2 separate regions of the Mus musculus genome follow, and region 1 is linked to region 2. A link is a loop called in an ENCODE intact Hi-C map of the cell type or tissue named here. Cell type or tissue: left cerebral cortex. All regions are shown on one strand.

What was found. Peaks named below come from ENCODE experiments on the same cell type or tissue, not always from the same donor. Only the 100,000 strongest peaks of a DNase experiment are listed, where the experiment ranks them.
Region 1: it touches region 2 in a loop (2.1-fold over the local background); 2 of 42 quality-filtered maps call a loop at or near these places.

Annotation. Positions count from the first base shown.
Region 1 is chr1:39,865,441-39,873,440 of GRCm38, forward strand. No RefSeq gene overlaps it. Among named protein-coding and RNA genes, the nearest start is that of Gm35600, 17 kb to the left of the region's middle. In left cerebral cortex, no CTCF peak of the experiment used is centred here; a DNase peak (open chromatin) is centred at 4,698.
Region 2 is chr1:39,594,459-39,602,458 of GRCm38, forward strand. It overlaps Gm51620 (a long non-coding RNA gene), which reads left to right. Exons shown (of 3, transcript XR_003947781.1): 2 at 3,275-3,768; 3 at 4,018-4,061. It also overlaps the pseudogene Gm5100. Among named protein-coding and RNA genes, the nearest start is that of Gm51620, 6.2 kb to the left of the region's middle. In left cerebral cortex, no CTCF peak of the experiment used is centred here; a DNase peak (open chromatin) is centred at 4,459.

The DNA.
Region 1 (8,000 bases), 270 kb after region 2:
CTTGTGTTGACAGGGAATGACAGACAGAAGGACAGACTATTAAAGAAGGGGTCTCTCCAAAGGAAAACAATATTAATAAATACTTACTATTAATAAATACTTACTATGTGAACAAAGAAAGGAGAAACTGCTATTTGGAGATATTTATAAGAATAAGGGTAGATCACCAATTGGCACATAAAAATCTAAACACAAAAGATTATTGAGTCAAGCGTGGGAACTCACACCTGAAATTCCTGTACTCGAGAGGCTGAAGTAGAGGACTGGTGTGAATTCGAGCTGGAGCTACATACTAAGCTCCGGGACAGCCTTACAGACTGTACAAAGTAAGACCCTGTTTCCAGAAAACAAACAAAATATTATTGTTGTAGGAAGGGCAATGAAGGTTTAATGAATAAAGAAAAGGCAGTAACTACGGCCCAGGGAAGAGCTGAGCATTAAGGACCATTTCCATAGACATGGAAACCTTCACTGTTGCTGTTGAGTGATGGAGAGGACCACACTGAGAGGGAGCCTGTGACCTGTGAGAGCAGATTCTCTCCTTCTGAACAAATGGCGACGTAAAATGGAAACATAAAGATATGTACCAAAAGTATGTTTTTAAAAAGTCTGGACACATGCAGGCTAGAGACAAGGCTCAGTCTTTAAAGTTACTGCATCCAATTCCCAGCACCCACATGGTGGGTCACAACCATCTCTAACTCCAGTTCCAAGGCATCTTCTGCCCTCTATGGGCACTGTACACATGTGGTACACAGACATACATTCAGGCAAAACACCCCTATGTTGGGCGCTGGGCATGGGGGAATAAAGGGAGTGGGAGAAAACCTGTGTCCTGCCAGAGTTCCCGTGCTCTGGGCTGGTGGACGAAGGAGGACTGCCATAGGCTTTCCACGAGGCCCCGGGTAGGTGTCTGGCTGTGGGAAGCTCAGGACCCAGTCCAAGGGGGTGGACAAGTTCTAGGTCTCTAGGCCTCATGGAAGCTAGAGATAACAGGTTCTCAGTCTCGGGGATCCCAGATGCCGCTGGACACCGCAGAAGAGCTGAGAACAAAATGGGGGCCCCAGGGACGGCTCAGTCAGCCCCGGGGCTGAAGGGAAGAGAGGGCAGGGAGAGAGGTGGTGCTGGGTGGTTCCCAAGCAGATAAAAGTCCTTGGTTTGGTCTGTGGCTGGAGTGCAGGAAGGCCTTCTGGGGAGAAGTTAGATGTAGGTCTTTAGGGGAAAGCCTATCTCATCGTTCAAGCACAGTGGGCCTTGATCAGCAGAGACAGTCTATGGTTTTAGAGCCTTATTGTAGAAAGGCAGGGAGAAAGAGAGAAGGTAAAAAGAGGGAGAGAGACTGGCCATGCCACGTGGAGAGAGGGGGGGAAGAGAGAGACAGAGAGAGAGAGAGAAGGAAGACTAGAGATGATAGTAAGCAAAGTAAGAGCTTAGAGAGAGCGAGGAGGGGCCAAGCAGCCCCTTTTATAGTGGGCTGGGCTACCAGGTAACTGTGGGGAGGAGCATACTTGGCTATAGTCAGATAACTGTGGGGGTGGAGTCTAGCCAGAATGCCAGAAGCTTGGGGCTTTATCTATGTGACTGATAGTCACACACCTCTCTTGCGGGGGCTGTGGGGGTAGTAACTTCAACAGGAACCAGGGGTCCAGGAGACATAATCTAACACCTTCTGTCCCATGTTGATGGAAATCACCACTCACAGGTCCCCGGGGTTCCAGACCTTTGCTCGACTGGAGACCAGGCTGTCTGTGTGCACATATACAAACTTTAACATTTGTTTTAAAAAGAATGGAGATGCAGGGCCAGGGAGATGGCTGAGTTGGGAAAGTGCTCTCTACTAAGCAGGTCAGAGCCTTAGTAGCACCCAGGGAGGAGCTGGACTCTTTGGTCTGTGCCACAGGAGGCGCAGAAAAAGACAGATGGATCTCTAGAGCTCACTGGCCGGCCAGGCTGTCCGAATGGCTGAGCTTCCTGCTCAGTGAGCAAGGCTCTCTTCCATATTCTCTCCAAAGTCAAAGTGCGAGATAAAACGGAAGGGGCCTTTCAATTACCTCTGCCCTATACACACACACATAGACACACACATACTCACACCACATACCACACATAAGTGTACACATGGACCTGAATGTGCACACACACACACACACACACACACACACACACACACACACACACACGGACCTGAATGTGTACACACACACACACACATACACATGGACCTGAATGTACACACACACACACACACACACACACACACACACACACATACACACACACGCGCGGACCTGAATGTGTACACACACACACACATACACATGGACCTGAATGTACACACACACACACACACACACACACACACACACACACACAACCAAAATAGGGAGACAAGAAAAAAATCCAAAGAAGCAGCGGAGCTGGGAACACATTTGAAAGCGAGCCGTGGAAAGGCTGGGTGAGGCAGGCCTGGGGTTTTGTTCCAAGCTTGGAAAATGATTTTACTTTTACCTTTTTATGTATGTGCACAAATGCAAAGATGAGAATCCTCTAAAGAGAAGGAGGAAAGTTTCTGGCTGCCTTTAGTCTTTAGGTGTCCGGAGACTGGAGTGCTTTGAGTAATAACCCAGGATCAGAAACACAGCCAAGCCCCGCCCGCATCCTGCCAGATGCCGCTATCCACAGGTCCCCAGGGCAGTGTCTACACCCCTTCAGGGACTCAGCTGGCCTCTGGATCTTTGAAATCATTCTAGAGGTCACTGAAGGCAGAGTGATTTCTCTTCAGTGGCTTCCTGGTGAACAAAACCCACACTCCGTCTCCAGTCCTATCTTGTTTAGCTAGTGAAAGCAAGGCAGAGGTTGCCAGGCTAATGAACTACCTGATATATTTAGCTAGAAAGATAATGTAGCTCTAGTGTTTGGATTTATCAAAACCAATTCCAGATGGCACCCAAGCCACAGAGAGAGGGCCATCTGGTAAGTAAGAGCCGGGCTTGTTTCTCTCTTTCTCTTCAAGGTGAAGGGCAGATGATAAACAACACAACTTCCTGTGCTAAAAACCCAGGCTGTTGGAAGGATGGCCCCTGAGCCTTACATCTTATCTGTGTTCATTCAAATACCTGGGCCACCATACTCCTTCAGATAGAGTCATTGGCTGAGCTTAGAAAATGACCTGATGCAAGTGGAAAGGTTTCAGTGTCTCCCGTATGCAGTGTATTTCAGAGAAACATGCACTCCTGGGTAACAGAGCTAGGCATTAATAAAGTCATTGGACAGACCCTTCAATTACACAAATTCCTCGAGTACATAAACCAATAAAATCAGAAATTATGTTTCTTTCTGAAACGATTTAAGCCACTGTGGTCATGTTTTGTTTAGCACCATTGGTGATGTTTTGAGGACATTCTCTGCTTGACAAGGTGTTTTCTGCCAGACACTTTCTTTGCCTGTTCCCTCTGAAACAAAACATCCCATGCTTCTGTTTATTCACTAGTTTCCCTGCTCTCCAGCACCCCTCCCCCATCTCCACCTACTCACACACAGCCCGGCCAGGCTAATCTTCTTTAAACTTTGCTCTGTTTGTAGAACTTTACAACTCAAAAGACAGTCACTACCTCTCTAGTGTCAGGAAGATAGTGCGCAGGTTGTACAAAATACCATCCCTCTTGCTCACCTCTGCCTCTGAACCTAAGTCCCCAAGGAGCCAGCCTCGTGAATGCTTCAATTTCCTCCTCCTACATTAAGATCAATTTGGCCTCCTGAATTCCGGAAGTGTGAGATAATTCTTTGGAACTGTTTTAAGCTACTAAGTTTGTAGCTGGGTCTGGAATCAGTAAGAAGCTAGACTAGCTTCTCTGAAGACTGCCCTGGTTCTAGTCCAGCTCTACACTGTGGGACTTCCACGAGGTCCTACCTGGCCCTGGCCCAGGGGCTGAGGCTGATGGCCTCACAGACATCCGTTGGCAGTCACATGTGGCACATTTGGCTCCTGTCGTGCCAGGCCCAGTTTAAGTGTTAACACTCCCACACCTGTGGTTACTGAACTGGACAGTGAAGACAGGGAATAATTCCGATGTCGTGAAAAGGTCTTTTGGGCAGCACAGGTTCGAATGGAATACACATCACTCCCTAAAGTCCACGGCTGCTAAACATGGTGAACTGAGCCTGAGCTCAAGCCCCACACTGTGGAAAGACAAAACCAGCTCCCTGAAGTTGTCCTCTGACCTCCCCATCTGCTCTCTGGCACCAGTACCAGCTCAGAAATAGCATTAAATCGCAGGAGGATCTGGTTTTGGGGGCCTTGGGCATCTCCAAGCTGATGAAACAGGACTTGGAAGGAGCATACGGACTAAAAAACACACCTCAGAACACTTCAGTCTTCCTGCAGGTTCTCACACCAAGGCAGGGAGGTCCCTAGGGGTTAGCGCTCCCACTCACAGCCGGCCTGGGGCATTGAACGGGAAATCTGGTTCCCAGCCAGCAACCCTGCTTATCCCGAGTTCAGCAGTCTCTATTTGGAACTTTCTCTAATTAGACCTGAAATCAATTGCCTTTCCTGTGATGCAAGGCAGTGATCTGTGTTTTCCCAGTGGACAGCAAATGTCCTACCACTTCTCACACTAATTTGAAACGCCACTTGGGTGACGAAATAAATCCCAGGGTGTAGATGGAGCTTCTCTGAGAATCTCTCCCGCGCGGCAATCACCCCGCTCTGTGGTAGTCTGGCGGTTTGTTTCACAATCTGGCAGAGCAATTCTCCTCTCTTTATCCTCGCTTTTTCAGTATTTCTGTCGGTTCTTCATACTTCTATCTTCCCCGATGCATTTGGAGTCGGTTTGCCAACTTCCGCTAAATATCCGATTAAAATTCCCTTTGGAGTTTACAGACCGCTGAGCTCATTGACAGTTTTAAAACATGAGCGCTCTTATTTTTGATGTGTACTCTCGTATTTCCTAAAAGCTGTAAAATTTTCTTCATTTCATTAAAATTCGCCTCTTTGGTATTTGTCCTTAAGGAGAAAAGACCTTTGAGCAGTGTTTCTCAACCTGTGGGTCTCGATCCCTTTGTGGTTGTTGAGCCTGTATCACCCTGGCTTCTATGGGACACTCATATTATTTCACCAATAAGTAAGGAAATTAGCAAAGGAAAATTCTTTTTCTAATTCACTTGGAAAGAGAGGTTGGGATTTGGTGGAAATTGTGAGAGAAGACTATACATGTTGTTTTTCTTCTTTAGTTTGCAAATGTTCCATTCTAGTGAGAGATTTGTCAGGGTTGGACTGTCCTGGACTCTTGGCACAAACCTGCAGGGACAGTCACTTTTGAGTTTCTAAGAGCTCAGAGAAAAATTTCACTTCACAGGCTTTTTTTTAAGTCCCTATGTTTTCAGTAGGAAATCTTTTCTTCTTAGCCTATTTATTAAGACTTCTGTCTGTTCAGGGTTGTGTTATTCTTCTAAAGTGATTTAGACATCCTGTATTTCTAGGTGTTTGGAACCCTTTACCTGTCTTCTGGGTCTGGGAGAAGTTTCTTCTAACTTAAGCAGAGAACTTTTCAAGGAGAGATTCTTGTTTGTTTGTTTGTTGTTTTTGAGACAGTATCTGTTAGAGCAGGCTGCCGTCAAACTCCCAGAGATCTGCCTGTCTCTGCCTCCTGAGGGCTGGGATTGAAGTCATGAGCCACCATGTCCAACCTAAGGAGAGATTTTCTTTTCTCTTTGTTCCAAAGTAATTGATCTGTTGTCTGTATTCTCCTTCTTTCAAAGGCACTGTTGGCCATGATGTCCCTAGCATAAGACAGTATTAATCCATAGAAGGGGACGCCATACTGAATGTGATGGCGGAGGAGATCTGAGGACAGACAGCTGAAATAAGGCCGTCCCAAGAACACCAAAGGTGGGTGGCTCTCTTATCATGGAATAGTGAGAAATCCATAGGAAGTGGATTAGAAGTTACCGGGGCCTGGGGAAGAGGAACAGGAGGTGGTTGGTTTTAGCGGCTACAGGATTTCTCGCTGGGTGATCTGAGTGATGGAAAAGGCTTGAAAACCGTGTTGAGAGTTGCACTGTGCAGAAGGTACTGCCCCTCCCCTGCTGGTCTACTTAGTATGGTGTGTGCGTGTGTGTGTGTGTGTGTGTGTGTGTGTGTGTGTGTGTTTGTGTTTGTGTGTGTGCGTGTGCGTGTGCGTGTTTGTGTGTGTGTGTGTGTTTGTGTGCGTGCGCATGTGTGTGTGCGCGTGTGCACGTGTGTGTTTGTGTGTGTGTGTGCCCGTGCGTGTGTGTGTGTGTGTGTTTGTGCGTGTGTGCGTGTGCGTGCGTGTGTTTGTGCGTGTATGCATGTGTGTGTGTGTGTGTGTGTGTGTGTGTGTGTTTTGCAGAGGATGACCTTGGGTAGTTTCTCAGGCAGGTTGCCTCACACTGGCCTGGAGCTTTCTAATTAGGCTAAGCTGGCAGGCCAGCTACCCCAGGGATCCAGGAGTCTCTGCTGCCCTAGGGCTGGCTTACAAGCACCCAGCACCACTCCTGGGTTTCCTTTGTTTCTGGGGTGTGAACTGGAGCTTACTGGCAGGTACCTTCAGGACTGAGTTACCTCTCCAGCCTTGACACATCGTCTTCAAGATATAGTTGCCACCTTTAAGATTCAGGTTTTGTCTTGTTAAATATACTGTCCATTTCAAAAGAGTTAACAATATCAGTTAAATTTTCTTTTTTACTGTAGAGATTAACATTGAACGTGTGTACGTGATTTAGTTTTTTTTCCTGCCATTTTGCTTTCTTTATTTTTAATCTTACTGCTTATGGTCCTAGACTGGATAACCATAATGTATGTTCCTGTTGAACTATACTGGGATTTTTAATGTGTATTGTTGAGCAGTGCCTCCTAAGTTTTTTAGAATTACATTTTAATGTACTTGTTTTGTGTGTGGGCATGTGTGGGAACACCAGAGGACAACTAGTGGGAATTTGTTCTCTTTTTCTACCATGTGGGTCCTGTGGACTGAACTCAAGTTATCCATCTCCGTGGCAAGCACCTCTACCTGCTGAGTTCCCGCACTAGCCCTTAACTTAGTGTATCTCATGAGTGTTCTAAGGTCAACTGAAAAGCATGTATGTAGAGATATGTGTGTGTGTGTGTGTATATATATATGCAAATATTTACATGGTTGTGTAAGAATATGTTCTACTTAATTATACTATTCATGTCTTCAACATGAATCCAGAATTAATTATTTTGTCTGTTTAATCTCAGCTTTTTGAGAAAGATTTGGATAAAGAGTTCTGATAAATTTGTTATTGCCAATGTTTTTGTCATATTTTAATACATATTAAGACTATTACTTAATGACTGTATGTAATCAAGAGGATAAAGATTCACAACAATGTGTCTTCTTGGTAGAGAGAACTTTTTACCATTATGAAATAACTTTTCATTCATAATACTTTTGGCTTAAATATTGTTTTATCTGGTATTAATATTGTCACATCTACTGTGTTTATGCTTTTAATCTATATATATTTTAACTTGTATGGATGCTTAGCTTTTAAAATTGAATAGTTATGTATAGGACTTAATGCCAAACCTCCTTATGTCATTCATTTGTCCCCTTATCTCCTCTCCTGCTTGTCTGCTCGTTACATTGTTTCTGCTGATAATTGCTTCCATATTTCTGAATACTTAGCTTTCCATGGCTGTCTCCTGACTCTCAATGTTTCAATCTATTTCCTGTGTGGGACACTTGTTACTTAGGTTTCTTAAATAGCTCCCAACGCCACTCGTAATGTCATTCCTCATTCTCCTCCAAATCATTACAATTATTTATATAAGTATTTGAAAGTATAATTCATAGCTAAGCTACTTGATATCTGATCAGTTTATATCCTTTCCGAGTAATATCTGCTCTCTTGGCAGTTAATAAAATTCTTCCTTTGCTTGGTTTAGGTACTTGTCCCCAGACAGTCTTCCTCCGCAGTTACACAGCAACTGTCTGCCTTTCTGCCATTGGTTG
Region 2 (8,000 bases):
GAGTCCAAGGCCAGCCTGGGCTGCATAAAGTTCCAGGACAGGCAGGAATACCCTGTGTATGTGTGTGTGTGTGTGTGTGTGTGTGTGTGTGTGTGTGTGTGTGTGTGAGAGAGAGAGAGAGAGACAGAGACAGAGACAGAGACAGAGACAGAGACAGAGACAGAAACACACAGAGAGACAGACAGAGAGAGTGCCACTCTGCAGTGGAAGTCAGTGAGCAGTCACACAGAGGATAAGCAGAGCCACATCATCACCTGTCACTAGTCACTCTTGAGAATATGCCCAACGCTTCTTCATGTACACCCTTGGGAACACATGTCTAAGGCCAGGCAGATACATACATCTCCATTGTGTAAATGTGTTAAAATTGTACTTCTAAGAATCTGTTGCACTTGGAATATCTCATTTATCATGGTATAATTGCTGGTGCTAGTCCTTAGAATTCTTTTTAGTTCTGCAGGTTTGGTGGTGATAACCCATTCAGCAATAATAATGATTGGAATCTTCTTGTTTTGTCAGGATGGGGGAAGGTTTATCTCCTGGTTTCATGGCTTTTCTCTCTTGTCTGACTCACTTATTTCTGTTGTAGGTTTTAAATTTTTTTTTTTTTTTACCTTTTTAATTTTTTTCAAGACAAGTTTCTCTGTGTAGCTCCCTGGCTGTCCTGGAACTCCCTTTGTAGACCAGGCTGGCCTCTAACTCAGAGTCACCTGCCTCTGCTTGCCAAGTTCTGGAACACCACACCACCAACACTGCTCGGCTTCTGTTGTAGATTTTGATAAGTCTTTTTTTTTTTTTTTTTTTTTTTTTACTTGCTTTGGAGTTTGTTGTGTTCTCTCTCTCTCTCTCCCTCTCCCTCTCCCTCTCCCTCTCCCTCTCCCTCTCCCTCTCCCTCTCTCTCCCTCTCCCTCTCCCTCTCTCTCTCTCCCTCTCTCCCTCTCTCCCTCTCTCCCTCTCTCCCTCTCTCCCTCTCTCCCCCCCCCTTCCTCTTGCTCTCTGACAGGGTATTTCTGGCTGTCCTGGAACTTTATGCAGACCAGGCTGGCCTTGAACTCACGGAGATCTGCCTACCTCTGCATCTTAAGTGCTGGCATCAAAGACCTGTACCATTACACCCAGCTCTTCTATCTTTTTAAAGATAAAAGTTGTTTCTCATTAAGTACTGCTTTCATTGTATAATAGTTTCATTTTGTCATTTGAGTCATTGTATTTTCTTTCTGCTGTTGTTTTTGACACAACATATTATGTACCCCAGGCTGCCCTTGAACTTGATACATAGCTGTGGATGTTATTGAGTCAGGATTTCCTGACTCTACCTCCCAAGGGCTGGGATTACAGACCCATGTCACCACACCTTCTTCATTGAGAGGTATTTTCTAATTCTCCTTTTAAAAAATTACTTGAGACATTGATTACTTAGGAATGAGTTGTCAAATTTATAAACTTCCCAAACTACTTTCTTTGTGTATGTGTGTGTTTATACTTTCATGTTTGTGTTGTGTTGTATATGTGTATGGTATGTGCATGGGGGGAGGCGTATGGACACACATTTGTGCGTGTGCACGTGGAGGTCTGAGGTGACATCAGGTGGCTGCTTCCATTGCCCTCCAAGTCTTTGGAAACAGGCCGTCCCACAGTGAAGCTCATCACTCGCCAGGGTCTTCCAGGACCAGGTCCTCATCTGCCTCTCTCCACACCTCTGCCACCAGCCTCTGCCACATCAGCCCAAGGCTGGGGTTACACGCATGCTCCACTATGCCACACTTTTTATATGGGTTTTGGGATCTGAATTCAGGCTCTAGTGCCTTTATGACAGGCAGTTTACTGATCCAGTCTTCTGCTTTCTCCTCAAATGTAAACTATTGTTTTGGGTAAATACAGATGTCTCAGTATGGGACAGCCAAGTGTCAGGCCTGTAGCACATGGACCACCCTGATGGGGATGTAGTAGTGAAAAAGGCTGCCCATCTGCCAGGACAGGGCAGCTAGGAACTCCCTGTACTGTCTGCTTAGTTCTACTGTGAACCTAACAGTGCTCTAAAAAACTAAAATGTCAGAAAAATGTATTGAAAGCTACTGTGTGCTGAGGCAGACTACTTAAAGATGTGGCTTGTGAGCCGGGCGTTGGTGGCGCATGCCTTTAATCCCAGCACTTGGGAGGCAGAGTAGGAGGTTGTTCTTGCTGCAGCAGCCTTTGTCTGCAGGAGGCATTGTCTCAGGAGATACAAAGAAGAGTCTGCGCCAGGCGTGGTGGTGCACGACTTTAATCCCAGCACTTGGGACTCAGAGGCAGGCGGATTTCTGAGTTCGAGGCCAGCCTGGTCTACTGAGTGAGTTCCAGGACAACCAGGGCTACACAGAGAAACCCTGTCTCGAAAAACAAAACAAAACAAAACAAAAAAAGAGGAGTCTGCATATGCCTGCTTGCAAGCTGTGGTGACAAAGCTAAGATGTACATGTTGCTTTTGTTTCTTTCTTTACTTTTTCTTTTTCTTTTTTTTTTTTTTTTTTTTTTTTTTTTTTTTTTTTTTTTTTGCTTTATGGAAAATTTATTGCAACTCTCCAACAGCGCATCTTGTGTGCGCCCTGACTCGCCAGCAAGAACGACGCTGCAACAGGATCCTTCCGCACACGTTTATTGGGAGAGCTTGATTGCAGATGCGAAGTGACCCCAAGCCCAGAACTGGTGCTGCTTATATAGGCCTAGGAGAGGCGTGTCTCACACCTGGATTGGTTATGCATGGGTTATGCTTACCACGACATTTTATTTGCATGCCTACATCTGATTGGTTAACTTGTCTCTCATCTGATTGGTCAATTCTCAAAACCTCATCTTGGCAAAAAAAAAAAAAAAAAAAAAAAAAAAAAACCAAAATTTTACTGCCTATGTATGAGTGGTGGCCAGTGGTGGCCAGCGCCACCCTGCAAAGGCACATGTGGCTTCCCACAAGCGCATTACTTTTTCTTTTCAACATCTTGCTCTGCAGCTTCCTTCGCCCTTTTTGCTCGGATGCCAAAGAGTCGGGTCGGGCCATTCGGAGACTGGCAAAAGCCTTATAGTTCTTCTCTTCTTCTGTGATAACTCTAGCCTTTTCCTTTTTGTACACATTCCGGATGGGCATCACGGGTCCTGTCAGCTTAAGTTCTTCAGCAGAACTGTCTCCCTTCTTCAGAGAAGAAGGCTTCCTGGGGAACGGGATGAGCTTGGAGCAGTACTCCTTCAGGCGCTGCACGTTGGCCTGCAGTGACTCCATGGATTTGTTTTGCTTCCTCAGGTCCACAGAGATGCCGATGGTGCGAGCCATTTTCTTGTGGATGCCAGCCGCCCTGAGCTCCTCCAGGCTGAAGCCCCTGCCAGCACGGACCACACCTCACGATGGGCCTGAGGGGGCCAGACGCGGGGCGAGGGGCGATGCGAAGCGCTTCTGCCTGCCGGGCCTTGCGCCTACGGATCTTGCGCGAAGGCTGGTTGAACCAAGTGTCCACTCGCTGCTGCCAATCCTTGTGGAAATGGGGCTTCAGGATCATGCCATTCCGCCTGGGCGCCATGGCTGCCTCCTATACAGGAGAACAGCCGAGCAGAAAGGCGTTGCTCTTGTTTCTTGGTGAGCTGAGCTCAGGACAGGTCTGTGAGAAGCACCACACCAAGGGAACTTCCCAAAGGGAAAGCAGGCGCTGCTGCCCGGAAGCTGCGAAGGTGAAAGAAACTCAAAACGCTGCAGGTCAACGTGCTGATGACATGTGTGGGCAAAAGGAAACAGGGCATGAGGTAAACACGACCTAAGCAAAGGTGTGAAAACAGAATTTGTAGTTAGAGAACAGGAAACAGTTTTAAATGGAGATATGATGTACAAGTTGAACATAGCACAGAGAAGTCAGGAAGAGTCTGAGGGCAGACTAGATAGGGCTTAGAGTCTATACACGAAGCTTGTCTTCTGATTGGAGGACAACAGTAGCTTACTGACATGAATGGAGCAGAGAAGGACATGTGTCAACTGTGATTTATTTATTATTATAGGTAAGTACACTGTAGCTGTCTTCAGAAGAGGGTGTCAGATCTCACTATGGATGGTTGTGAGCCACCATGTGGTTGCTGGGATTTGAACTCAGGACCTTCAGAAGAACAGTCACTGCTCTTAACCGCTAAGTCATCTCTGCAGCCTGTCAACTGTGATTTTATATTTTGTATCACTAAGAAGCCATCTGAAGAGAAGGAACCTGGGTGAGATGCTGGCTGTTGTGAGGGACTGAGGAGGATCTCAAAGCACCACAACATACAAAGCCTCGATGCGGGGAGCGCGTGTAGGATTTGAAAACTGTTCAAGCATGAACAAGGGAAAGAAAGGGCGTTTGGTAGGATGACTGTACAAAGCCAAGCAGGGAAAGGCAACACAAAGAACCAGTCGGATGGGAAGATAATGATTTTGGCGTGGCTCCCGCTTGAGGTACTTGGCAAGACATCCAAGGAAAACTGTGCATAGATAAAGTAGGTCAACGCTCTAGACTAGAGAGACCCAGGCTCTGGGCAGCCAACCATGTGGAGACAGCTAGGGAGCTCGGAAACAAGCTACTGGAGAAAGAAAAAGCTGTTCACCAAGGGAGAACCCTGGAGGCACAGTGAGGGGTGGAGTGGAGATCAGAGAAGGGCCGGTTAAAATGACTGACAGTCAAAGACTTAGGAATGAAGACAATCCCTCCCCCCTCCCCCCCCCCAAAAAACCATGAGGGATAGGTGCAGAAGACAATAGTGAGCCTTGTCATATGTGGCTGGCTTAGTGCTGGCTGGGACATTAGGACCACTAAGCTTTAGTCACCCAGGTTGTTTGAGAAGACTCTTGATGGGAATCCCAAACTGTAAGATTGAGGGAAACAAAATTCCTTCTTGGAGCAGGGACTCTTCATGGCCTGACCCCAAGGAAACAGGGGAACAAGGGAAACCAGGAACTGCAGGCTAGAAAATGGAGTTGAGACAGCAAGTCTGCAAAAACAAGCTGAGATGTTAAAGTCAGTGTAGAGAAGGGACTTTTGAAGGAAGACACTGTCCAGGATTCAGGTAAGGATACAAATGCAAGGAGTTTTGTAGCAAGGGCAAGAAACTAGATACATTCTTGGCAGGGCTCTGCCCTTCTCAAGAGGGTAGGCAATGGTTATGAGAAACAGGGAGGGGGCAGGGTTGGAAATAAAGGGAAAGGTTGGCACACTTGCTAGGCCTGAACTGAAGAGTCTGCTAGAAGCAGGCAAGCACATTTCTGAAGCCCACCAAAAACCTAACGAGTCAAACACCCAAGAGTGTGTGGTGAAATCAGTCAAGACGTGGCAAATAGAGAGTGAGTCCAAGCAGTCTCCTGTGTGTTTTATATTATTTTATATTTATATATTATACATATAATCATAAATTATACTTATTTATATTAATAATTTATACATTTATATTATACTTGTTGAAAGTGAAGATTGGTTCAGACTGCATTCATTATTCTATTTCTGATACCCACCCCGGTATGTACTTTACTTGGGTGTGTTTTCATGTAGGTGGTGGTGCAGGTTTACACGAGTACAGGCTGCTGTTGTATGCACATGGTGGCCAGTGACCACCCTTGGATTCCATCCTTTGGAATGGTCCACCTTGTCTTTTGATGTGGACTCTCACATTGGGGCTGAGGACTTTTTGGTTAGGGCCAGGCAAGCTGCAGGGAGCCTCCTGTCTCCACTATGGAGTGTGTACCACCATGGAGGACTTCTTGCGTGTTTTCTGGGGTGGCAGGGATATGAGGCAGTTGGGCATAGTGTATCTGAAGCTAGGAAGCAGAGACATGCAGGCAGAAGATAAAATGACTGCTTTTTTAGGTATTACGGGAACACTCACAATGGATGGATATACGTCTTTAAAATCAATACTTTCGCACAGAGCATCCACCTCAGGGGCCAGGGGACCTTGGACCATTGATCACATCTCATGGCCCTTATACTCCAGGAGGAGTATATGGTATGATGGCTGACTGGGGGCTTTAGTAAGGCATGCTAAGATAGCTTCTAGAGCACAGGAACCCCTTCTTTGGCTGTGGGCTTTATCTTGGCCTCACCTCCTTCCAAGTCACCGAGTAGCGCATGGCATGTCTGGACACTCTCTCTTCACTCTCCCCTTTCTTGGTGTCATTGACTCCAGTCTGTTCTTTATCTTTCCCATCTTTCTCCTCCGCATGACTCGAAGATCCGTCCAACACCCATCTCATCGTGGAGCCTGGTTCTCTGAGGGCATGGGTTGACATAGATCTTTTACACCACAGCCCAGAGGTTAAAGAGAGGCAGAGGTGGTATCATGGGATGGGCTTACTTAGTTTTATACTACTCTTGTTCCTGCATAGGTAGCAAACTGAAGATCAGCAAAATAGTGTTAGGGAATCGGCAGATGTGTGTGAGATTCTGTTCCCTCCCCCATCTCATTGAAGAAGTGGTCCGGAGGCAGAGGTGGGAAGCTCAAGTCAAGAAGGGTAAAACTTCTTCTGCTTCACAGCCTTCTATCTGGAACCCGTCCTAGAAAGCTATCATTATTCAGGACTTCTACAGTTCTGAGCAGAACAACACCAGTGAACTAGGGCCAGAGGTGGGCTGAGCAGAGGCAGCAGAAGTCTGAACTATCCGACACCAGCCTTCACAACCACCCCTGGGAAAGAGCCAGTGCTATAACTCCCCTGATTTAATAACTGACATCTGGAAGTTCTGCTTGGGGGTGGGGGTGGGAGGGAGACCGCAACCTTCTCCTCTCGCTTCCAAAGATAAAGAGGTGAGAGGTGGCCTGTGGAAATTAACACTTTATTGAGGGGTCTGTTCTTATTAGCAACTAAGGAGAGGGGTGACTGTCAGGATGTCCTTGGCCCAGAATCACTTCCTGCTTTGTACACATAGTCTTCTACACTGGAGAAGACTCGTTTTGACACACCACAACATACAAAACCTTGGTGGGGGGAGCGTGTGTAGGATTTGAAAACTGTTCAAGCATGAACAAGGGAAAGAAAGGGCATTTGGAAGGATGACTTTACAAAGCCACGTGGGAAAAGACAGTACAAGCCACATCTTTAAGTAGTCTGCCTCAGCACACAGTAGCTTTCAATACATTTTTCTGACATTTTAGTTTTTTAGAGCACTGTTAGGTTCACAGTAGAACTAAGCAGACAGTACAGGGAGTTCCTAGCTGCCCTGTCCTGGCAGATGGGCAGCCTTTTTCACTACTACATCCCCATCAGGGTGGTCCATGTGCTACAGGCCTGACAATTGGCTGTCCCGTACTGAGACATCTGTATTTACCCAAAGCAATAGTTTACATTTGAGGAGAAAGCAGATGACTGGATCAGTAAACTGCCTGTCATAAAGGCACTAGAGCCTGAATTCAGATCCCCAAAACCCATATAAAAAGTGTGGCATAGTGGAGCATGCGTGTAACCCCAGCCTTGGGCTGATGTGGCAGAGGCTGGTGGCAGAGGTGTGGAGAGAGGCAGATGAGGAGCTGGTCCTGGAAGACCCTGGCGAGTGATGAGCTTCTCTGTGGGACAGCCTGTTTCCAAAGACTTGGAGGGCAATGGAAGCAGCCACCTGATGTCACCTCAGACCTCCACGTGCACACACACAAATGTGTGTCCATACGCCGCCCCCTATGCACATAGCATACACATATACAACACAACACAAACATGAAAGTATAAACACACAATACAAACAAGAAAGCACAACTTAGGTTTTGACTTGACAAATGCCACTCAAGCTACGCCTTCCTTTCCCCGTGGCTACAGGTTGGGCTGGTAACTCAGATTCTTCAGAGTGAGGCTTTTCTCTCAGATCCTAAAGTAGATCGGGACAAAACTGCACACACCAGGGAAGGATTCCTTGAAGGGACAGGACTCTGGAGGGGCCCTGCCTCAGCCCACATGCAGAAATTTGACTCCTCTGTTCGGCCTTCAGCAGCTGACTTTCTCTCAGGCCTATGGCCATGCCCAAAGTGTCTCA